3 separate regions of the Homo sapiens genome follow, and all the other regions are linked to region 1. The links are chromatin loops, found by intact Hi-C in ENCODE. Cell type or tissue: HCT116. All regions are shown on one strand.

Region 1 (8,000 bases):
ATGCGTGTGTTGGTGGTGTGTGTGTGTGTTGGTAGGGTGTGTGTTTGTGTGTGTGCATGTGTGTTGGTTGGTGGTAGTGTGTGTGCATGCATGCGTGTGTGTGTGTTGGTGGGGTGTGTGTGTGCATGTGTGTTGGTGGGGGAGGCACTTGTTTCTGTGGGGTGGTCTTCTGGACATTCGCACTGGCGTCCCTGTAGTTAGAGTCTGAACCCTGAAGGATTCTGGGAGCTGGCACTGGGAGCTGGGCCCAGGGCAGCCTGGGACCTAGTGGGAACAGGCGAGAACAGGCTGGTACTGGCTGGCGGGAGCGGCAGCAGCTGGAATGTGTGGGCTGCCCCACCCTCCCTCACCCAGGAATGGGCCCTCGTCGCGGAGCCAGGACCCAGCCCCTTCGCCCAGCTGTCCCAGCTCTGCCCCACCAGGCCTCCTGAGCCCCCGTTCCCTCCTGTGGGGCTCCCCCACTGCCCTCGCTCCTGGCTGGGCTGGAGCCAGCGGGCCAGCTGGGGCGGGCTGTCTGGGAGGAGCTGGCACTGCTTCTTCAGGATCCCAGGTCTTGGGGCCGTGTGTTTCCAGGTCTGCACAGACCGACCCTCTGTCACTTACAGGGGCCTCGTTGTGATGAATCAGGGAAGAACGTGGCTGTACCTGTGGGGGGTTTCCCTGGACCAGTGGTGGGCTCCTGGGCCTGCTCTGCTCCTGGAATGGAGGCTGAGGACCACCTGCCCTCCTGCAGGTTTTGGGTACAAGCTGTGTGCCTCTGCAGAGCAGCTGTGTCCTCTCCTGTCCTGTGCAGTTAATCAGGGCTCCCTGTGGCTTTCAGGAGCAAGGCCCCGCTCCCTCGTGTGGCACGCAGGGCCTCTCCCAGGTGGGCCTCTCCCAGGTGGGCCCCTGCTCACCTTGCCAGGCCCAGCCCCCACCCCCTGCCTTTCCAGCCAGCTCCCCTGGCCTGGGACATCTCATGCTTCCCTGAGGGTGCCCCCTGCCATGGCATGTGCCCATCACCCTGCCTGGAAGGCCGGCATCTCCTGTGTCTCCTGCTGTGCTGGACCTGCTCAGATCCTTTCCCCACCTGTCCTGCCTTGAGGCTGGGTCAGGGACCCCTCATGGGCACTCCCACAGGCCAGCCTGCACAGGTCTCCACGGTGTCTCGTGAGGTCCAGGAGCTCCCCAAGATCAGGGCCTGCTGTGTGTCCCCTGTCATGTCCCCAGGTCAGGCTCTCCCACGTATGGGCTGGGGAGTGAGAGGATGAGCTAGTGAGTGGGTACAGGAAGCCCGGGGAGTTCCTCTGAGGCCCAGTCCTGGCCCCGATTCTGCTTCCTCCAGTCCAGGAGGAATATCCCTCTACCTTGGGACTGGGGTCTCCTGGGAACATTCTAGAAATCTCTCTTGCAATCAGGGAGGATACAAGCCCCTCCTCTTTCCTGATGAGGATGTAAGATTAACAGGCCAGAGTGGCAATGGCGTCTTTGTGTGAGTGTGTAAGGTGTGTACCCGTGAGAGGTTGTGTGAATGTGAAAGTTTGCGCGTGTGTCCATGAGTGGGTGACAGTGTGGACATGAGTCTATGAGTGTGAGTGTGAGTATGGGGAAGTTTGTGAGTATGGGGAAGTTTGTGAGCATGTGCTGGTGTGTGTGAGTCTGGGAATGTCAGTGTATGTGTGTGAATGTACATGTGAGCGGCACGTGAATGGGTATGAGTCTTTGAGTGTGTGTCAGCCTGTGAGCATGTGCCTGTGTGTGAATCTGGGAGTGTGAGTGTGTGTATGAGCTGTGTGTGAACGTGTGTGTGAGTCTTTGTGTGTGCATGTGTCTGAGAGTGTCAATGTGTGTGTGAATGTGTGTATATGAGTCTTTGAGTGTGTATCTGTGAGCATGCGCCTGTGTGTGAATCTGGGAGTGTGTGTGTGAGCTGTGTGTGAACGTGTGTGTGTGAGTCTTTGTGTGTGCGCATGTCTGAGAGTGTCAATGTGTGTGTGTGGATGTGCCTGTGAGCTATGTGTGAATGTGTATATAGGAGTCTTTGAGTGTGTGTGTATCGATCTGTGAGCATGCGCCTGTGTGTGAATCTGGGAGTGTGAGTGTGCATGTGAACTGTGTGTGAATGTGTGTATATGAGTCTTTGAGTGTGTGTCAGCCTGTGAGCATGTGCCTGTGTGTGAATTTGAGAGTGTAAATGTTCGTATGAGCTGTGTGTGAATGTACGTGTATCAGTCTGTGTGTGTCTGAGAGTCTCAATGTGTGTGTGTATGTGCATGTGAGCTATGTGTGAACGTGTGTGTATGAGTCTTTGAGCATGTGTGTGTCAACCTGTGAGCATGCACCTGTGTATGAATCTGGAAGTGTGTGTGTGTGTGTGTGAGCTGCGTGTCGATGTGTGGCTTATCCTGCAGGAGTGCTGACCCGGGACTCCGGGCGGTAAAGAAGCCTGGGTCCAGGCTCTCCCCTTCCCCAAAGCCACAGGCAACCCCAGAGACACTCAGAGCCCTCTGCATTCTGGGGGTTCTGGGGGCGATCTGGGGAGCTTGTAGGCTCACTTTGCTCCACTGAGCGATGAGTGGTCTTTCCACATTCTAGAGAGGGCTCGGAGGCCTTTATTTTGAAAAGAGTAATACTGAATAGATTCAAAATAATATTTACAAAATATGTGTAGGATTTAAGAATGAAGGCACTGCCGGGCGCTGTGGCTCACGCCAGTAATCCCAGCACTTTGGGAGGCCGAGGTGGGCGGATCACCTGAGGTCAGGAGTTCGAGACCAGCCTGGCCAACATGGTGAAACCCTGTCTCTACTAAAAATACAAAAATTAGCCGGGCGTGGTGGCAGGCGCCTGTAATCCCAGCTACTTGGGAGGCTGAGGCAGGAGAATCGCTTGAACCCAGGAGGTGGAGGTTGCAGTGAGCCGAGATCACCCCATTTCACTCCAGCCTGGGCGACAAGAGTGAAACTCGACCTCAAAAAAAAAAAAAAAAAAAAAAAAGAAAAAAACAAAAAAAGAATAAAAGCACAACAAACATCCGTGAATCCACTGCCCAATTTTGGACATTTTAGCTTCGATGTGCGCCTCGCGCTCTGCCCGCAGTGTAACCGCTAGCCTGGATTTGGGATTTGATTCCTTGCTTTCCTTTACAGATTTGAAGTCCTTCCCCCAGGCCCTGGACGGGGAAACTCAGGACTCCTCTCCGGGTAGAGTCTGGCAGCAGTCGGGCCAGAACAGCTCAGTGCTGCCCTCTGGGGGCGAGGCCGCGGCTTCCTCCTGCTCAGCCCCAGCCTGGGTTGGAAGGAGCCCACCCAGCTAAGCGTGGCGAGACCCGACAGAGGGGTGGGCGCAGTCACTGCCCACACACCTGCAAGGCACGCCTGGACGCACATCCGCATGTGGCCATGCACAGGTGTGCACACGGACTTTACCCTCGTTCGTTTGTATTATGTCCCCCGTTGGTGTCACACCCCGCGTGGGAAGCCCAGAAGCCGCTGCCGCTCCTCAGGAGTTGACAGGAGGGAGAGGTCCCCGCGGGTGGAGCGTGTCTGCTCCAGGGACCCTCAGACTCGGGGCCGGGCAAGCTGGAGGGAAGGCTGGTTTTGGGGTTAGCAGTTTATTAACAGAGGGACTTGAGCGGGTGGGCGTGGGGGAGGGACACGTGCCAAAGGCAGGGAAGGGCTTTTTTGAGATGGAGGGATGGGGGATAGGGGGTGATACACAGCGCAGGCCAGCTTCAGAAGGGAATGTTGTGTCCATGCGCCTGGAGGCAGAGGCATGGACACACGGCCCAGCCGGGGCCTGGTGCTCTGGCTGTTAAGGGACTAGAGACGGTGAAGCTGAAGATGGCGAGGAGGAGCCAGGACCCTGGGGGAGAAGGAGTAGTTTGCAGAGCGCAGGTGGAGGATGGGTCTCCAGGGTCCCTGCATTCCTCCCGCGGCCTCGCGGGCTCCTCTCGGGACTGCAGCGCAGAGGCGCCACCCAAGATGGCCAGCAGAGGGCGCTCCTGCTACAGATTTGGGGATCCCGGGCGGCCGGAGCGTGTCCCCGTTTAACAGGGCATGAGCCTTGGAAGGCGGCTGGGCCTGGGGTCTCCATGGGGAGCACTAGAGCCTGCCCCTTGGGAGCCACCGAGCACAAGAATGAGGAGAGACGACCTCATGAGGTGGGAACCCCACAGGGTTCCATGCATCCTTTTCTGCTGCTGCCGGGTCAGGCATTTGTCTGGTCAATGCTTCCATCCTTTTGTCCCAAGGTGGTGCCTTTTAAATCACCCCCGGAGATGTGACTGGCCCGCCTAACCTGCCCTGGAGGTCTTCCTCCAGGCCAGGGGTCTGTTAGGGCCAGCTAGCCTTTCTAGAAAGTTCCCTGGGTTCTAGCCCCTGCAGCTTCCCTGGTGGCCCCTTGCTCCTGCTTCCTGTCCCTGCCTCTGGGAGGAGGACTTGCTTGTCTGGTCTCCTTCCTCACCCTGCCTCATCCAAGGAGGCTTCTCCATCGCTGCCGGTGCATCCTGCAGTTCTGAGGACCAGACGCACCCTTGGTCTTCTGCCGTAAAGAGTTACGGGCGTTCACGCAGCTGGCGGGTGAACACTGCCAGGTCCCCTGCTTGGCTTGAGGTGTGGCAGCCGCCATCAACTACTGGGGGAGGCGACTAGGGAGGAGAAAATCCCTTCGGTTGTGAATTCTGCCTTCCACCTCCCAGCATCTCCACCTGGACAGAGGGACCACACACTCAAGCCATTTACTCATTGATTTTTAAATTAAATTAAATTAAATTTATTTTAAAATTATTAAATTTTAATTATATATTTATTTGTAATTATATTTAAATAATTAAATCTGTTTATAATATAAAATTATAAAATTTAATTTATAAATTTTAAATTATTTAAAATAAATTAAAATTTATTTTATTTTATTATTATTTTTTGAGACAGAGTTTCGCTTTTGTTGCCCAGGCTGGAGTGCAATGGTGTGATCTTGGCTCAGTGCAACCTCTGCCTCCTGGGTTCAAGCGATTCTCCTGCCTCAGCCTCCAGAGTAGCTGGGATTACAGGAATACGCTACCACGCCCGGCTAATTTTTTGTATTTTTACTAGAGACGGGGTTTCTCCATGTTGGTCAGGCTGGTCTCGAACTCCTGACCTCAGGTGATCTACCCGCCTCGGCCTTCCAAAGTGCTGGGATTACAGGTGTGAGCCACTGCACCCAGCAACATTTATTTTATTTTATTTTTATTTACTATTATTATTTTTCAGATGGAGTCTTACTCTGTTGCCAGCCTGGAGTGCAGTAGCACGATCTCGGCTCACTGCAACCTCCACCTCCTGGGTTCAAGTGATTCTCGTGCCTGAGCCTCCTGAGTAGCTGGGATTACAGGCACGTCCCACCACACCCAGCTAATTTTTGTATTTTTAGCAGAGACGGGGTTTCACCATGTTGGTCAGGATGGTCTTGATCTCCTGACCTTATGATCTGCCCGCCTCAGCCTCTCAAAGTGCTGGGATTACAGGCGTGAGCCACCGTACCCGGACATATTTTATTTTTTGAGACAGAGTCTGGCTCTCTCTCCCAGTCTGGAGTGCAGCAGTGTGATCTTGGCTTGCTGCAACCTCCATCTCCTGGGTTCAAGCGATTCTCCTGCCTCAGCCTCCCGAGTAGCTGGGATTACAGGCATGTGCCACCACACCTGGCTAATTTTTGTATTTTTAGTAGAGTCAGGGTTTCGCCATGTTGGCCAGGCTGTTCTCGAACTCCTGGCCTCAAGTGATCTGCCCGTCTTGGCCTCCCAAAGTGCTGGAGCCATTCATTTATTAATTTGTTCATTCATTTATTCATATCTGCAGTTATTGGGCACTCTTTGCTATGGCCATTTCCAGGGACAGAGAGAAGGAGGCAGGGTCCCTGTCCCATGTCTAGAAGGGGAGTCAGGTATACAAGCAGGTGTAACCACATAGGGTGAGACGTGCCCCATAGAGGGGAATTGCTGTGTTTCCGTGAACTCCGCTTGTCCTAGCTTCCCTATCCTAGTCAGTGACATCATCACCCACCCAGTTACTCAGCTCAGAAAATGCAGAGTCATCCTGCTGTTCCCAGCTCAGGCCTGGCTCCCTGTTGGCCATGGTGTCCCATCCTCACCTCACAACTCTCTCCCAGGCCACCACTTCAGCCCTGAGGCCAGTTCTGCTCTATCCAGCATTCACACTGCCACAAAAGAGAGCTCCTTCAAACTACTCGATGCCCAGACACAGGAAAAAGAAGGAAGGAATGTGGCCTGAGGGAATTGTCTGTATGGAGAAAGACCGAAAAACAAAGTTGGAAAATGAAAAAGTAACTGGGAAAATGCATTCACAACACCTGTGCCAAGGCCTCTTCCCATGTTTATGAAAAGCTCACACAAACCAGGAAGGCCAAGACTGCAGACAAGAATAGGCAAAGGATAGGAACAGCCAGTTCCTAAGAAACAAGAAGGAGAACAAGAAGCAACCACGAAATATAGGGAAGGATGTGGTCTTTGTCTGTTCTGTGCTGCTCTAACTGAACACTTGAGACTGGGTGATTTAACAGAGTAGAGAGATTTACTTCTGAGAATTCTGGAGGCTGGGAAGTCCAGGGTTAGGGGGCTGCATCTGGCGAGGGCCTTCATGCTGCAGCATCCCATGGCAGGAGGTGGAAGGGTAGAGAGGGGAGTGGGGGGAGAGAGAGAGACAGAGAAGGAAGGGGACCAAACTCATCCTTTTATCAGGAACCCACTCCCTCCATAACTGCAATAACTAACCCACTCCCCTGGTAATGGCATTAATCTATAAGGCCATTAATCTCTGCCTTTGTGACCTAATCTCCTCTTAACGGTCCCATCTCTCAACAGTATTGCATTGGAGATTACGTTTCCAAAACATGAACTTTGGGGGATACATTCAAACTACAACAGAAGTTCAATTTTACTCATAATTAAATAAACGGAAACTGAAGCAACAGAGAGATCTGTTTCAACTATGAAGAAAGACAAAAGGGCCAGGCATGGTGGCTCACAGCTATAATCCCAACACTTTGGGAGGTCAGGGCAGGAGGATAGCTTGAGCCCAGCAGTTTGAGACCAGCCTGGGCAACATTGTGAGACCTCATCTCTACAAAAAATGCAAAAATTAGCCAGGTATGGTGGCACACACGTGTAGTCTGAGCTACTCGGGAGGCTGAGGTGGGAGGATCACTTGGGCCTACGAGTTCAAGGCTGCAGTGAGCCATCAGTGGTGATCACACCATTGCACTCCAGTCTTGGTGACAGAATGAGACCCTATCTCAAAAAAAAAAAAAAAAGGAAAGGCCGGGTGCAGTGGCTCACACCTGTCATCCCAGCAGTTTGGGAGGCTGAGGCAGGTGGATCACTTGAAGTCAAGAGTTCGAGACCAGCTGTCCAGCATGGTGAAACCCCATCTCTACTAAAAATACAGAAATTAGCAGGGTGTGGTGGTGGGTGCCTGTAATCTCAGCTACTTGGGAAGCTGAGGCAGGAGAATCACTTGAATCCAGGAAGCAGAGGTTTCAGTGAGCCGAGATCATGCCATTGCACTCCAGCCTGGGTGACAAGAGCAAAACTCCATTTCAAAAAAAAAAAAAAAAGATAAAAAAAGGAAAACAACAACAACAAACAAACTTTGATGGTGTCATTGCTAGTAGATGTATAAGGGGAAAGATATTCTTAGTCATGATTAGGGCAAGTGATAATTTGTAGAACTTTTCAAGGTGACTTTTTTTTTAACTGTGGAAAATTCCAGATGTACACAAAAGTAGAGAGAATAGCAAAATGAGCTCCCATATGCCCATCACCCGGTTTTGATAATTGTCAACATGATGCCATTTTGATTTCTTCTCTCTCCCGCTGCCAGTTTTTATGGAAGAAGTAAGAATACTTTAAAGCAAACTCCAAGTATCATTTCATTTTACTCTGGAAGAAAATTTGGCAGTGGCTCTCGAAGTATAAAAGGATTTACCCTTTAACCCAGTCATCCCACTGCTAAACTTTC
Region 2 (8,000 bases), 1.0 Mb after region 1:
TCTTTAGTTCACTAAAGGTATTTCCTCTCACTGAACTAAAAATCTGTCTTCCTATAATTTCAGCCTCCCTCTTACACAACTTGAAGTCAATTAGAGTACATGTCATCACCTTCCAAGTAAAAGATCTTCAGGTATTTCAAGACATGTGCTCCTTGAGATCCTTTCAGAAGACAATTTCCGTTTTCTTTTTTAGAATTTTTAATTTTTTTAATGTACAGAAAAATTTGGAACGTAGATAGTTTACATTCTCATTGTCCTGTCGTCTCCCCTCCAATGTGTCTCTCCTGGGATAGAAGGACTGTCTCTTTTCAAACATGGTTTTCTCTAATCTGGTAAAGTCGTGTTTCCTCCCCAGTGTATTGCACTTGAGACACAACATCTCCAGATCATGGAAACCATCTGCCTAAAATACAGGGGTGGTCCCACGATGACCTCAAGGTCCTGTACAGCACAGAAGTTTTGTAACTGTACTACGGATTCAAGCTCCATGAAATGAGTGTTGACGAATGTTTTCAGATGTAGCCCAACGGGGAGCACACAGGTTCAGTTCACTGATCTAGTACTTCTCAAACTCGGTCATTTGCATGCCACCATCACAATTTTTACCATTTCTGGGTACAACTTGTGCTATTATTACTTAGCAGCTTTCTTTGAATCAGCTTCTTCCACTTGAATGATTTATTTTAAAGGGAAACTGTATATCAGCATAAATGTTAAAACCATTGTCTTTTGTCAAAAAAGAAAATAACCTTAACGCAAATATTTTAGTAGTTCTCTTTAGGCCTAAATACGTACTATTTAAAAGAGTATTATTTAAGGCCAAGTCTCAGCACTTTGGGAGGCCAAGGCAGGAGGATCGCTTGTGTTCAGAAGTTCAAGACCAGCCTGGGCAACATAGCAAGACCCTGTCTCTATTTTTTAAATAAAGTTTTTTTTTTTCAAAGAACATTATTTAAATGGTCTGTGTACTACCCAAAATCATCCCAAGGATCCCACATGGTGGTCTGGATAACACGCTTAGGAGAAGACAGCACTAATGGGAAGGTCTATCTTCTGCTACCTGCAGTTGCAGGAGATTTGTCTTTTTAGAAACTATCCCCGGGTCAACAGCGGCTTATAACTCAAGGGCAAATTAGTGAAAGTTAATTCCATGATCACCTAATAATAATAAAAGCCAACATTTGTTGAGCACTTACTGTATGCTCATGCACTTTTTATACTTTTTATTTTCTAATCCCTGAAGATAATATTAGAGTAGATCACTTTACCAATGAAGTTTATATTTGTGATCTTGGGCTTGAGTTGATCAATCAACTCTTACAAACCATTTTTCCTGGAGAGAGGAAAATTAGCCTCAGGCTGTTGTACGAGATATTAAATGACATCAAGATTGAACATCTGTGCTAGGGATTTCATCATTGTGGATCAATAATTCAAAAGACTCAAGACAAAAGAATCCACTCGGAGATCAGTGTTCTTGCAATGGGAGATGTATATGGAAAAACTATTCCTTGTGGAATCCTTTCCTTCTTCCCTCCAAAGCTTTCCATACCACCAAAATGAAAAAGTACACACACACACACAAACACACAGACTTAAATCATTTGTAAGCCTACAATAATAAAAAATACTGTGCTATATAGAGAACTACCCTCATGTCTGATGTATGCTGTGTTATGCGTGCATTTTACCCCTGTTGTGGTTTCCTGTCAATCTGTGAGCAGTGGGGAACCTTTTAAAAGACATCCCTGGTTGGGTGTCAAAAATTTCAGGAAGTACCAAATCAGATGGATTTTCTGCAGAATAACTCTCTGACCTTTAACCACCTCTTCCTGATGTGTGCCGTGGATAGATCTTCCTCCTCCTCAAAAAACACACCACGTATTCTGGGACAATAGCTTTAAAATACCTCCTTGAAGCCATCAAATGTCAGTCAGAGTCTAGGTGGCTGTGGTTGTGGTTCTTAGGTGGGTGGCTCTCAGATTGAGCACAGAATCTCCTAGGGAAGCTGTCTGAACCCCACCCAAGACTACTGAATTAGAGGCTACTAAGGAGAAGCCTAGCAGACTAGCAAAGTTTGGAGAATCACTGATTTGGTTTAATCTCTTCATTTTACCAAAGGGGAAACTGAGGCCCCAAAAAAGAGAAGTGAATGACTCATCTAAGATCCAATTGTCTCAGTGCCAGGGCTGGAATTGTTCTTTACAGCTTCTTCCGGGGAGAGCAGAGCCTCAGGATATTTTTAAAAACATGTTCAAGCCTAGTTGGACTGAACTTTGCCAAGAGTTGGACGTTCTTCAGTGTGCGACACATTCTAATGTTATACTTTTTAATGACATATTATGAATATCATCTCTGTTTTAAAGATGGAGAAACTGAGGTTTAGAAAAGTTAAATAACTTGTCCAAGATCACACAGTTAATTTATGATGGAGACAGGATTCCCACTCAGGTCTATCCGACTCCAGTTCTGTGAGTGATAGGTACCCCATCTATGAGATAAAAACTCAAACTGACAGCCAAGTGACCTTTCCCCCTTCTGCAAATCTTTAAAAGCACCGGTGCTTTTCTCATAACCACTCCAGTTCTTAAAATGATTTTTTTAAGAGAGCGAAGGGCTTAGGAGCAAATGGCTTCTCTTAATAGAGCAGTAATAAAGGCTGGTATCCTAATAGTCGTTTTCCAGATATTTGTGCAGATGGAAACATTCACAATGATGACATTCCAACTTGTAAATACTAGCTCTGTGGGTTTCGGAGGGTTTGTTTTGTTTTGTTCTGTTTGAGATAGTTTCGTTCTGTTGCCCAGGCTGGAGTGCAATGGAGTGATCTCAGCTCACTGCAACCTCCGCCTCCTGGGTTCAAGCAATTCTCCTAACTCAGCCTCCCGAGTAGCTGGGACTACAGCACACGTCATCATGCACAGCTAATTCTTGTATTTTTGGTAGAGACGGGATTTTGCCATGATGGCCAGGCTGGTCTCCAACTCCTGGCCTCAAGTGATCCGCCCTCCTCGGCCTCCCAAAGTGCTTGGATTACAGGCGTAAGCCACTCTGCCTGGCCTAGCTTTGTGTTTTTAAATCATTTTGTGGGTGTTTTCAGCCAGGCACTCCTTAAAAACAGTGTTCACAGCATACCTAATAAACTGTAGTTATTACCCAAAGTATGTGGTTCAACAACAAAAGGTGGGCGAGTGAAAGAATTGATAAATGATCCGACTGTGATGTTATCTGTTCCAAACACTTTGCAACAGAGTTGAACACATCAACAGCAATATATGTGATGCACCAAAGCAGGGGGCTGATGCATGTGGAGCCCCTGGCAACCTGTGCGTGTCAGAAGGGTGCGCTGCCTTGCTGCTGGCTTCAGCCAGGTAATGCCCAAAGTAGGGTCTGTGTGGGTCTGGTCTCTTACCAGAATCGTAGCAAGATTAATTTTTCATTATCACCACCCACTTCGAAAGTAAATTTCATGTTTCCCACTGAGTTTCCCAAGGGAATTGGATAGGTCTACATAAACCAGGGGAAAATGGACAGTTTTAGACACACTTGAAAAAAAATGTGTGTCAGGATAGACACACTTGAAAAAAAATGGATGGGATTCAGGCCCAAAATATGGCACCTTGAAAATAGTGGATGTTTTAAGCTGAACCAATTTCTGAACTTCCCTTGAAGCAGGTCATAAGAACCTCAGGTGACAGGTGCCCTCCCTATACTCAGGGGAAGAGCGCATTTTTATCTGCGAAGAAGAGAAACTGGGCAAACAGGCCTTGCTGAGCTTCCCCCCGCTTTCCCACCCTCAGCTCATCCCCTCTGTCCTATCATATTCTTCCATGACTTTCCACTCTTCATCAAACCCCGTATAAAAACACTCAGGTTTAAACATTTCTTTGGGTCTTCATTTCCTTACAAAAGCCCCTGTATCACATAAAACGTGTATTAAATAAATATATATGCTTCTCTCTTTCTAGCCTGACTTTTGTTACAGAGATCCTGCCAAGAACCTGGAAAGACAGAATTAAAAAATGTGTCCTCCCCAACAAAATCAAAGCGATTTTTTTTTTCTCTGTCCTAGATTGTTCTAGGTCAATGCAACTGGAGCATCCTGCTGTCAGGGTAGTTGCAGCCAGAACACATTTGGAGTTTGACAGCCTGAAACAACCACAATTCATTTATACATGATTTGCTTTCTCAGGATGAAGAAACAGAGACTTGTCTGACACGGTCACTCCCTCTTGGCCAATAAGCATCAGTTTCCTGACACAAGCGTTTCCTGGGGGAGGGTTAAGGAGATCGGTTGTTTTCTAACCCGCTCCTGAGTCTGATGGTGTCCAGGTGACGTGATATTTTCCGGGCGATGGTGTCCGGGTGACATGATATCTTCCACCTGGGACAGCAACTGCTCAATCCATCCGGCACCTGCCTCCTGAGCTTTTCCTCCAGCGCCCTCTACAGGAGCTTGTTAAGCACTGGATGCCGAGAACTAGGAGAACTCTGTCCCCGCTTACCTGGGACTGAGGAAGGACATTCAGTGATAAAACCAGGCAAGTCCCGGGAAAACGGAAACAAGCTGATCACCCTAATAAATAAAAAAGGGGGCCGGACGCGGTAGTTCACGCCTGTAATCCCAGCACTTTGGGAGGCCAAGGCGGGCGGATCACGAGGTCAGGAGTTCAAGACCAGCCTGACCAAGATGGTGAAACCCCGTCTCTACTAAAACTACAAAAATCAGCCAGATGCGGTGGCAGGTGCCTGTAATCTCAGCTACTCGGGAGGCTGAGGCAGGAGAATTGCTTGAACCTGGGCGGCAGAGGGTGCAGTGAGCCGAGATTACGCCACTGCACTCCAGCCTGGGAGGCAGAGTGAGACTCCATCTCAAAAAAAAAAAAATAGACCTACGCTGGAGGGTCTGGTGGGGACCCTGCGCTATTAAACCTTCATAAATGTATGGTTGAAGTTGGGGGATGGGGAAGGTATCTTAGTCAAAGTCCCCAAGGCCTGTGAAGCAGCACAGTGTCCGATTCTGCAGCCCAAGCTGGGCAAGAGCCTGGTGACTTACAGGATTCCTCGTGAGTTGTCAATCACTCTTAACTTTCATTCACTCAACAAACAACTGCTGAGCACTTTTTATATGCCAGGAACCCTCCTTGGCACCAGTAATAAAAGATGCAGTATGGCATGGTCCCTGCTAGAGGAGGTGTCTACACAAGTGGCAAGTGTCCAGTGGGCAAGTGCTCCATGAATGAAAGTCCTTGACAGATGTGACCTGGAAATGCCCTTACACTGCTGACAGGTAGGAGCGCCTTTCCGCAGGCACCTGAACACAGCCGGAGCCATTTGGCAGGGGTCGGGCCAAGGGCCGGGCTGAGGGGCAGGACGTGAAGATGAGTTGGGTCTAACCCTGTTCCACGGCTCCACCTCCTCTCTGCCGGGGCCCCAGGGCAGAGTCCAGAAAAGACAAGCAAACACATTGGTTTGAAAGGTAAAAGAAATAATTAAATTTTCAGCTGCAGGAAGTTGGCTGAGTAAATTATGATCCTAAAGGTATTTTGTGCCTTAACGATGATGAGAAAGATTATGTAGCCACATGGGACCGTGCAAACTAGGTTTCTTCAAAAAGTAAATGTATATTAGGATCATGCAATTAAACACGCTATCAGATGAAGACTGGTTGGGAAAACAAACTGGATCCGGTGTGTTCAGTGTTAAGATTATGGGCGATCTCTTATTCTTCTCTTTTCAAAACCGGGTTTACTACAATTAAATCATTTTTATAATAAGCAAGGATAAATGTCCTAAATGTTATAGAAGTCATATGTACAAAATTCTACTGAAAAAAATAGTTTTTTAAAAAAATTACTGCCATAAATTAGACCTGTTACAAAAGGAATAGAGAACAGCCCTGAATTATCTGCTACTAGGTACTCATAAAGAAATTTTTTTTTTGAGAGTCTCTGTTGCCCAGGCTTGAGTGCAGTGGCGTGATCTCGGCTCCCTGAACCTCCACCTCCCGGGTTCAAGCAATTCTCCTGCCTCATTCTCCCTAGTAACTGGGATTACACGCATGTCCCACCATACCCAGCTAATTTTTGTATTTTTTAGTAGAGAGAGTGTTTTGCCATGTTGGCCAGGCTGGTCTCGAACTCCTGGCCTCAAGTGATCCACCCGTCTCAGCCTCCGAAAGTGCTGGGATTACAGGCGTGAGCCACCACACCTGGCGCAAAAAAAAAAAAAAAAAAAAAGTTGCACGAGGGAATTAATTTTAATTCTCCTTTCAACTCATAGGGCGTAATTATTTTGTCCATCTTCCCACCCTACTGCTGCCAGAGGTTGTGTCAGAACATGAGGCCAGAAGGGAATCCACCCAAATCGTGTCGGATTAGCTTAGCTGCCTCCAGGCAGGCTCGGAAATGTAATCAGAGGCTGGTGTCCTTCCAAGAGACGATCTTTGAAGGATAACAAACCCAGGCTGCCATCAAAATGAGGAGATGGAGACTGATTCAACAGCAGTGCCAGGCAAGCAGCAGCGTCTCACAGCACAGGTTGTGCACGACGGCTAAGGAGGGAAAGCGGCTGCAGGGCACGTTCTCAGCTGCAGAGGGCCCAGCTCTCAGGATCAGAGACAGGTCCAGGGCTACCTCACAGCACCTCACACCACGGGCCCCTGCGACCTCCACTCCTTGATATTTCACAAAAGGCTTGAGATTGTGCAAGTGTTAAAGACAGGACACTTCCTGTTTGTCCAGTTTCAAACCTCTACAGATGTCAGTAAAATGACAGCACATTAAATTCCCCACCCAGGGCCCAGCCCAGCACTCAAGGCTTCTCCCCAGGGATGACTGGGCCTTGATTGAGGAGAAAGAAGTAGGTATTAACTTGTAGGATATTTGAGTCGTTGTTAAATCAACTCTGTCCATTTGGAAACATGGTTCTTGGGTCAGAGGTGGCTGCTCTTGGAGGTGGTCCCATCCCTTCACTCTTTATAGCTCACCCTACTCTGTACCCCCAGAAAGAAGGAGCTGGAATACATCTGTGTGGAATTTCTTCTGGCCTCACCCTGAAAACCAACCCTCTCCCAAACTGGTAGACTGGGTAGATTTCTACACTGCCAGAAATTAACAAGATTTCTACCCCCTTTCTCCTGCCTAAACCAGCAAACTGGTCTGTCGTTCCCAAGCGCCCGGCTAGGTGCCCCCTGAGCCCACAGTCCTGATCCTCATGAGACTTCAGCTCTTCCAGATTCCTGGGAGAAATCTGCTATGGACCCTCCTTCCAGCTCTCTCCCCGGCCTCTTCCTGGAAAGCAAACAGCCACTTCTTCAGAAAATAAGATGGTAGACAGAGGCCATCCTCTGAGATCCAATGATAAATCTTGTCCTTTTGCTCATGCAGTACTTACTGATGGCTTAATGAAGAGCCAAGTGATGGGGGAAACTCAGAGGTGAAGGAGACCTGGGTTCAGCCCCAAGGAGTCAGAACCTTGGAGACAGAACAAAGAAATGAACCAAAACCCTCTGGCAGTTGTCATATGCATGGCCCCCTGAACCAGGGGAGCTCAGAAAGGGAAGACAGGCACTCCTAAGGGAAGGCCTCATGGAAGCACAGCTTCTGAGCAGTTGGGAGAGGGCAGCGGAAGTGGAGAGAAGGGGATTGCATGAGGGAGTGAAGGCTCTATGGGGAAAGTCCAGGGCAGAGATGGGAAGGAGCAGAGACTAGCCAGAAGGACAGGAGGGGCTGGCCAGTGCAGGCTGGGAGAGGCTCAGGGCTCTGATCCCCAACCCAGACTGAATCTAGGATCAACTCACCATACTTGTCTGAGAGGCATAAGAATGGGCCTCGGAGTGCATGAGGGGGAGAGGGGCCCTGTGTACCCAGGTCCTACAGTGGCTCATTTTCAGCCCTGCTGGCATGCCAAATGGCCCTGCGCTTGATCTCTGCCAAACAAAGTGAAGACTGCCCCTTCTCTCCTGACATCCCTGATCCCCAGCTTCTCTTCCAGTCCCA
Region 3 (8,000 bases), 240 kb after region 1:
AGGATAAGCCAACTCACAATTAGATGGCAAAGGGCAGGCCAGTGGACTTACAGCTGCGAGCTGGGAGTCATGTCCTGGTGCCCCTTCCTGCCCTCTAACTGTCACTCCTGCACTTTCCCTGTTACAGGTACGAGAGAGAGCGCTCGCTGCAACAGCTGGTGGAGGCTGACATCTGTGGCCTGCGCAGGGTGCTAGACAACCTCACCCTCGCCAAGTGTGACCTGGAGGCCCAGCTGGAGTCCCTGAAGGAGGAGCTGCTTTGCCTCAAGAAGAACCATGAGCAGGTGTGTGACCCTTGGTGTGATGCATTGAGACTTTCTGGAGGTGAATTCAGGCTCATCTGGGGGGAAAAAACGGAGGCTTCCTTCTGCTTGGGATTGAAGCTTTGCAGGTGAGCTCTGGCTTTTGGTGGGAGATTGCTTCTCATCCACAGCTTCTGGAAGCTGCTAGGCTGGTGCAGGCAGCGGTTTATCTTCAGAGGAGCACAGGGAAATTACTGGGGAGGATGGAAAGTGGGAGTTGAGAGTTTGGGTGAAGGGCAGTTGGGGGCCCTGCAGGCGGGTCATACTCCTCTGATGCCTACAGGAAGCCCACACTCTAAGGGGTCAGCTGGGAGACAAGCTCCGGATAGAGCTGGACATTGAGCCCACCATTGACCTGAGTAGAGTTCTGGGGGAGACGTGAGGCCAGTACGAGGCCATGGTGGAGACCAATCGCCAGGATGTGGAGCAGTGGTTCCAAGCCCAGGTGAGGGGGACTGCTAAGCAGTGGGGATTGGCCTCCATCTGGGCAGGTAGGTGACCATGTTTCTCTATGCTCCAGTCTGAAGGCATCAGCCTGCAGGCCATGTCCTGCTCTGAGGAGCTGCAGTGCTGCCAGTCAGAGATCCTGGAGTTGAGACGCTCGGTGAACGCCCTGGAGGTGGAGCTTCAGGCTCAGCACACACTGGTGAGTCCCTCTGCACGCATGGGAGACCCAGCTTGGCTCCCACTACCCATGAGTAGCTCTCTGGGGTCAGTACAGGCCTCGAATACCAACCACGGACTCAGCTTAAACCTTGGTTTCAACTCTTTTGGAAGCACTTCCCTGTAGATGTGGATGCTGAGTGAATCAACATTAACTTAGGTCAGAGGGCTCTGATCTTAAAGGTCTACCATGAAGTGTGTTAGTTATTCTGGCTGAAGACAGCTAAAGGGAGTTAGATTGCTCTCTGGACCTGGCAATGTCTTGGGGTGTCACAATCTTAAGAGGTTGGAGATCCATGATTTTTAACTTGCTTCCTCCTTTCTTTGATATTATAGAAGGACTGTCTACAGAACTCCCTGTGTGAAGCCGAGGACCGCTACCGCACAGAGCTGGCCCAGATGCAGAGCCTCATCAACAATGTGGAGGAACAGCTGTCTGAGATCCGGGCTGACCTGGAGCGGCAGAACCAGGAGTACCAGGTGCTGCTGGATGTGAAGGCCCGGCTGCAGAATGAGATTGCCACATACCGGAACCTTCTGGAGAGTGAGGACTGCAAGTACGTACCCTGTTGTCTATGTCAACACCGTGTGCAAAAACAGATAACTTCTCTTGGGAATGACCTAAAAGGAGCTCTGGAGGCCAGGTGGGGGTGGCATTGCAGATCCCATCTTTGGAGACAAACTTGCTACCACTAGGCCTGGTGAGCTAATGCCTGCCTAGGCGTAGGTGAGGGTGTACAGGAGTTTTCAGGTCATGGCATTTGTTTTGCTGACCACGTTGTGCTCCCAGTTGCTGGCTACTCCCATAGAGGGCTAAAATACTGAATGCCCAGCACATTCAGGTTTTGCTAAATTCTCTCCAGGAGAAGTATTCCAATAACGAGTATTCTTTGTGCTCATAGCATTTAAAGTATTGCTAAGGGCATGTGCACTGACTCTTTCATTTTAGTTCCACAATAGCCCTGTGAAAAGCATCAGAGGGCTGATATACCCCTTTAAGCACTAAGGAACACTATGAGGGGCTGTGTTTAAATGGAATCAGTGGCTGACATCTGGACCATTCTTGTTCCTCTGGCCTTTCTGCCTTTCTCTCTGCTGTGTTCCTTCCATATGGGACGTGACCCTGGCCTGGCACACAGGTACACTGAGTTCTGGCCCCAGCTCCACTGTGGACTGTGGGCACGTCATTGCCCCTTTCAGGCTTAGAGGGACCTCTAAGGTCTAAGGTCCTCTTTTGCACTTTAATTCTAAAGTGTCTATAATATACTTTTGTCTTTCACATACTTCTCATGCCAATGTTTCAAACACCTTTTTTCTCTATGCAGATTTCCCTGCAACCCGTGTGCAACCCCAGCCTTCAGCACTCCTAGTCCAGCCCCTGCAGCCTGCGCCCCCTGCTCCCGGGCCACCCATGGGCCCTGCTCATCAACTGGATACTGACACACTCCTCAGCCCGAGGTGCTGGGAAAGGGGAGGTGTCTTCAGCTCGTTAGGCTTTGCTCTGCAGGCCTGCTAACCTGGGCCTTGCCTCCCTGGCCAGCCAGGCAGGAGACTGAAGAGAGACAGTGCCACTCTGTGGATAGGTGTTTGAATCCAGCAGCTCAGCCCCTATGGCTGGATTTGTTTCTTCCCCTCAAGGTGTCCCAAGTGCTCCATTTTCTCTCTTCTGTTGCCTCCTGATCTCTCTGAGATGGGGCAGGCACTTTTGTTTTTATTTTGCTATTAAACTTCGCTTCTGCAGCAGAATGAGCCCAGTGCAGTCCAGCCTCAGCATCTCCGTCCCATGCTGAGAGCCTTGCTGGGAACTCCTTGAGCCACATGCTTCTGTAGACGGGGGTTGTGGCTGGCTCGCCAGAGTGGTTCTGGGAGATGGCAAAGCCAGTGAAGGCTAGAGTTAAAAATGGGACTGCGGCAAAGTGGCACAGAGGAGAGATACCCAACCTTGGACCTCACCAAGTGTATTTGGAGACAGATTTACAGATAGAGCTTTTAAAATATAGACGCTAAGTAAAATTTCCCTTTTATCTGGATAAGCCACCTGGTCCTTGTGTAAAGGAAGAGCTCAAATCTGCGGCACCACAGACCGTTGCAAAACTCTGAAAATATTAACTGATGGTAATCGCCATCAGTCTAGAAAGGCCCAAACAACCTGACCCGTCCAAGCTCCCCAGTAAGCTCCACTGGTAAGTCCTGGCAGCTGTCTGGCTTGGAATTTGTAGACAGTAGAACATGAATCAGAAGCCCCAGAACAGGTAACTTAAATTGAGCTTTTAGGATGACATGCCCATTATGAACAAGGCACTGGCTGGGGCTTCGCCGACATTGTGTCACAGGGCACCACATCAGCCCTGCAAAGAAGAAGCAGCTGTTATTATTCTCAGTTGGTTACTGAGTCAAGACTTGAAACCTAGTCTCTTTGAACCAGATCCAAAGCCCGTTCTTTGGAAGCTTTGAGGGGGAAACAAATTAAACATGAGAAGGTTTAGGACAGTGGTTCTTAAAGCGTGGTCCGCCAGCAGGTAGCACTGGCATTACCTGAGAACTTGCTAGACATGCACATTCTTGAGCACCACCCCTGACTTACTGAACCAGCATTCTGCTTTAGCATGACTTGCAGGTGATTCTGATGTTGGTTCAAGTTTGAGAAACACTGGGTTAGGAAGTTTATTTGAGGAATGAGCCCTTGACTAGCTAGACCCTCTACAGAAAGGGCTGGCCTTGCCGTCCTGATATGTCCTCCAGTGAGGAATCCCTCATACCATCAGATCAGGATAGAGCCTTTCTCTTTTACATTGCAAAACTCTGAAAATGTTACATGATAGTTATTTCTATCAGTCTAGAAAGGCCCAAACAAGCTGACCCATCCAACCTCCCCAGTAACCCCCATTGGTGAGTCCTTATGGCAACTGTCTGTCTTGGAATTTGCAGATGGTAGAACATGAATCAAAAGCTCCATATTTTGATAGCCGTGGCTGAGAATCAGCACATCTCCAGAATTCAGCATCACAGCTGGCCAGAGAAGAGAAGCAGTGAGTTCCCTATCCTTGGAGACAAGCAGAGGCTTCAGAATCACTGATGGGGATGTTGAGGGGAACACTTAGGGAACTGATGGGGCTGGTTGAGATGGCTGTAGCCCCCCTAACTCTGTGCGTCCCTGCTTTCTATGTCTTATTGATCAGTGAAACCACAGGCATTGAAGTGGAACCACCAAATCTACTTTAGGAGCTGGTTTTGGTCTTCCCTTTCCCTCTGTGAATTCTCTGAATCACTGTAGTTTGCTGAAAAATTTACAAGTACAGCTGGTTCTGGTTTAATCCAGGTCTTCCTGATACAGCGGTGTGGTGCTGGAGTGACCACAGTCCCGAGCCCCAAGGCTGGAGGGAGCTTAAGTGAGAATCTTGTTGCTCTGCCTCCAACTGCTCTCAAGCCCAGCGTCCTACTTGTTGGTCACTGCTCATGTACATAGGACTGATCTGCTTGAGAGACACTGGGATTTCCAGCATAGGAAGCCCAAGAAGGGTCAGAGGCTGCCACGCCCTCCCCTCCTCTGTTCTTTTTCTCAAGTGGTAAAACTGTTTTGGCACACGTGACACACCCCTTGGGCACCTACCCAAGAGAAGCTCTCAATAATGAAGAGCCATCTCGATTAGTCTTAATTTAGTACCTGACCCAGCTGCCCTCATCTCCTTTGTACTTAAATAGCTCCTTTCATCCAACAAGTTCAAAGCTGTCTAACAAAATAAACCCACTTATTCTTGCACCATGACGGCACAGGCAAGCATTGTCCTTCCCATTTAAGGGAGAGAGAGAGAAGGTGAGTCATTCAGTGGTTAAGGGATTCTGCTGGTGACATAAAGTGAGTCAGTGGGGCCCCAGGGTGATTGACCTGTGTTTCTTAAGTTCACATCCAGTGCTCTCTCATTTCTAATTAAAAGATTAGCTTTGATGAGACAGTACATGTGTGTGTGTGCACGCACATCTGTGTGTTTGTCGTGTGTGAAGAGTTTCCCTGGAAACCACAGAGGTCATCATTACCATCACCATCACCAGAATCATCATCATCATCATCATCAAATCATATAGCTTCACCATCATCATCATTGTCATAGAACCATATATCCATCAAGCTCTTACTATGAGCCAGGCGCTGGTCTAAATTATAGCTACAGTCATATGGGTAAACTCATTTAATCATTACAACAATCCTAGAAAGCCAATGCTATGGTTTTCTCATTTTGCAGACAAGTAGCCAAGACTCAGAGAGGCTAAGTAACATGCCCAAGGTCACACAGCTATTAGGTGGTGAAGCCAGGATTCAGATCCAAGCAGCCTGCCTCCAGCAACTGTGCTCTTAACTACTGTGCTTTACAGAGGCCAAGTCTCAGATTTTGTCAAAAGGATGATAGAATCATAATGACCCCATTGTTTTGATTCCTTTCCTTGAAGGAAATGAGTATGTTTATGTTAGAAGAAACGTTTCTGAGAATTTATGCCACAAAGGGTGGTACAAGGAATAAAAGTCCTTTAGTATCTCACAGGATCTTGAAGCTTGAGGACTCTGGCAATTTTAATAAACTAGGAGTTGACAAAGAAGCTCAACTCACTTCCTGCCATTTTAAAACCACCTTGTCTATTGAGAAAGAGGAGGAGGGAAACAGAATCCCTATAGATGTTCATTGTTTCACCATTTACAAAACACTTGTTAAAGTACTTTGTGTTGTATCCAAATGGAGGCCCCAAACAACCTTGAGAGAGGGGAACAGACATCACAATCCCCATCGTGCAGTGGGAGAAGTACAGGTGTAGGGAGGTGAAATGCCCCCTCTGCACCTCACAGCAGGTGAGGGGCAGCTCCACGCACTCAACCCCAAGTCTTCTCATTTCTTTTTCCCTGCTCTTTCCCTGTTCCCAACTGTGAGGGCCTTGCTGGAGGTACATGTGGATAAAACTTCACGTTCAGACCACTCTGAAATCCTGGATGGATTTTACGGGAAAGGTATCCTAGGGTCTGGGATCTCCCTAGGGGTGACCTTCTCGGTGCTGTCCCCAATCAGCATTTTAGACTCAGCTTCTGGCCTTTGGCCATTGCCTGGAGGCTCCCCCGTTTGATGCTGGTTATTGCATCCAAACCTCCCTTTCCCTTCCTTCCTCCCTGGTTCTTGGATATCCTATACAACCTGCCTCAGTCATTCACATTGGTCTCCAAGGCCCTCTGCCCTCAGGAGGTTTCTCTGGTCTCAAGGGGGCACAACTGTGTCCACTCACCAGCAGGACTGCGTGCTCCCTCCGTTTCCCTCCACCAGCCTTATTCCCCTTTCTATTTCCTCTGTCAATTTGCTTGATTTACTGTAGGTGCTTTTCTTTTTCTGCCCACACCACATCCCTGGAATGATTTCCTATGCTGCACCTGGCAAAAGCCTCTTTCATTTGCTTTGAAACTTACCTTGATGCCCATGGATCCTGTGGGGATGCCACAGGGCTGAAGCGATGGGCCATCACCACCGCCTCTCCTGTGGTCTCCAAAGCAACAAGAACCAGATGCCAAAACAATTCATTACCCTGCCTGGCTGAAGACTAGATTATTAAAGGGAACAAGATTCTAATGAGAACAGTTCTCTGAATTCTGCTTATGAGTCACTTAGAGAGCGAAGCACAAAAAACTCTTTGGGATCAAGTGCATAACCTGAAATGGCTTCATCCCCTCGCCGTGTGGCTGAAAATCATGAGCTGGATTGGAATGCCCTGAATGGGGTTTGGGTCAGGGGTGGGTGTAGGAAGAAATGGAGTGGGTAGGGGAAGGAGATATTTTTGGGGGAAGGCCCAATCACATTACATTATGCTAGCTGTGGACCTGTCTGCTCAGCAGGACTCAGAGTTCCTGGGGGCAGGGACATGACATACCCCCACTCCCCACCATGTCCCCTGCCCCTGGGACTGTGCCAAGCACACAGTAGATGTTCAACAAGTGACTAATGCCCATAATGTCACATGTACAGTTTTCTTTTTATTTATTTTTAATTTTTAGATGGGGTCTTGCTGTCGCCCAGGCTGGAGTGCCGAGGTGTGATCATGGCTCACTGTAACCTCAAATTCCTGGGCTCAAGCAATCATCCTGCCTCAGCCTCCAGAGCATCTGGAACTAAAATGTGCTCTACCAAGCCTGGCTCATTTTTAAATTTTATTTTATTTTTATTTTTTTAGATGGAGTTTCGCTTTTGTTGCCCAGGCTGGAGTGCAATGGCGTGATCTCCGCTCACCGCAACCTCCGCCTCCCGGGTTCAAGAGATTTTCCTGCCTCAGCCTCCCAAGTGTCTGGGATTACAGGCATGTGCCACCACGTCCGGCTAATTTTGAAACTCATTTTTAATTTTTTTTGTAGACATGGGGTCTTGCTATATTGCCCAGGCTAGTCTTGAACTCATGGGCTCAAGTGATTCTCCCACCTCAGCCTCCCAAAGTGCTGAGATTACAGATGCAAGCCACTGCACCCAGTACCCGTTTTCTATTTACACTGAATACAAACATATTTCTAAATGCCCATCTTACACCTTCTAAATATCTCCTTTCCTTAACTTCTGGCTATTTCTCATACATATTGAGGACCCATCTTGGCCGGAATTGTTCATAAAAAGACATTTTTTTCACCAGAACTATGATTCTTCTGTTTAGTCATATGCTCAGCATAGAGAAGCTGTCTAATCAATGTGTTCTGAATTAAATTGAACTGGATAATGAATGTGGGTTTGATAGCCCATTGACTGCTCAATTTCTCCTTGAATGAAAAAAATTTGCAAATATTCCAACTAGGAAACCAAGAGAATACATGAATTCTACCCCTCGCCTGTGTGAGGTCATGGGGATCTTACAACCCTGGGGTCCCATTTTCCCCACTAATTCAAGGAGCAAATTCACTCAAGCCCATTGAGATCTTGAAAACACTGCAAGAAAGAGGCTAGATTCACAAGAGATGGCAGCATTGTGTTTACTCACCAGCTAGTCTGTCTGTGGTCCCCATCTTGAATTCTTGTGCCATTT

What was found. Hi-C counts contacts between places; a loop is a spot of excess contacts. Peaks named below come from ENCODE experiments on the same cell type or tissue, not always from the same donor. Only the 100,000 strongest peaks of a DNase experiment are listed, where the experiment ranks them.
Region 2: a loop joins it to region 1, with 4 times the contacts of the local background. A loop is called at or near these places in 3 of 110 quality-filtered maps.
Region 3: a loop joins it to region 1, with 4 times the contacts of the local background. A loop is called at or near these places in 7 of 110 quality-filtered maps.

What each region holds. Positions count from the first base shown.
Region 1 is chr17:41,644,043-41,652,042 of GRCh38, reverse strand. It overlaps LOC124904004 (a long non-coding RNA gene), which reads left to right. Exons shown (of 2, transcript XR_007065756.1): 2 at 3,129-4,766. Among named protein-coding and RNA genes, the nearest start is that of KRT17, 23 kb to the right of the region's middle. RefSeq lists enhancers at 3,393-3,502, 3,901-4,060, 4,091-4,240, 3,793-4,668. In HCT116, CTCF peaks have their summits at 3,248 (motif pointing left) and 3,961 (motif pointing right); DNase peaks (open chromatin) are centred at 3,192 and 3,861; H3K4me3 peaks cover 1,262 bases; H3K27ac peaks cover 4,650 bases.
Region 2 is chr17:40,616,548-40,624,547 of GRCh38, reverse strand. No RefSeq gene overlaps it. Among named protein-coding and RNA genes, the nearest start is that of SMARCE1, 27 kb to the left of the region's middle. RefSeq lists an enhancer at 543-682. In HCT116, a CTCF peak has its summit at 4,453 (motif pointing left); a DNase peak (open chromatin) is centred at 4,387; H3K4me3 peaks cover 743 bases.
Region 3 is chr17:41,400,917-41,408,916 of GRCh38, reverse strand. It overlaps LOC100505782 (a long non-coding RNA gene), which reads right to left and starts at 6,501. Exons shown (of 3, transcript NR_040111.1): 1 at 6,409-6,501; 2 at 1-496. It also overlaps the pseudogene KRT41P. RefSeq lists an enhancer at 4,028-5,227. In HCT116, no CTCF peak of the experiment used is centred here; DNase peaks (open chromatin) are centred at 4,726 and 5,295; H3K27ac peaks cover 3,868 bases.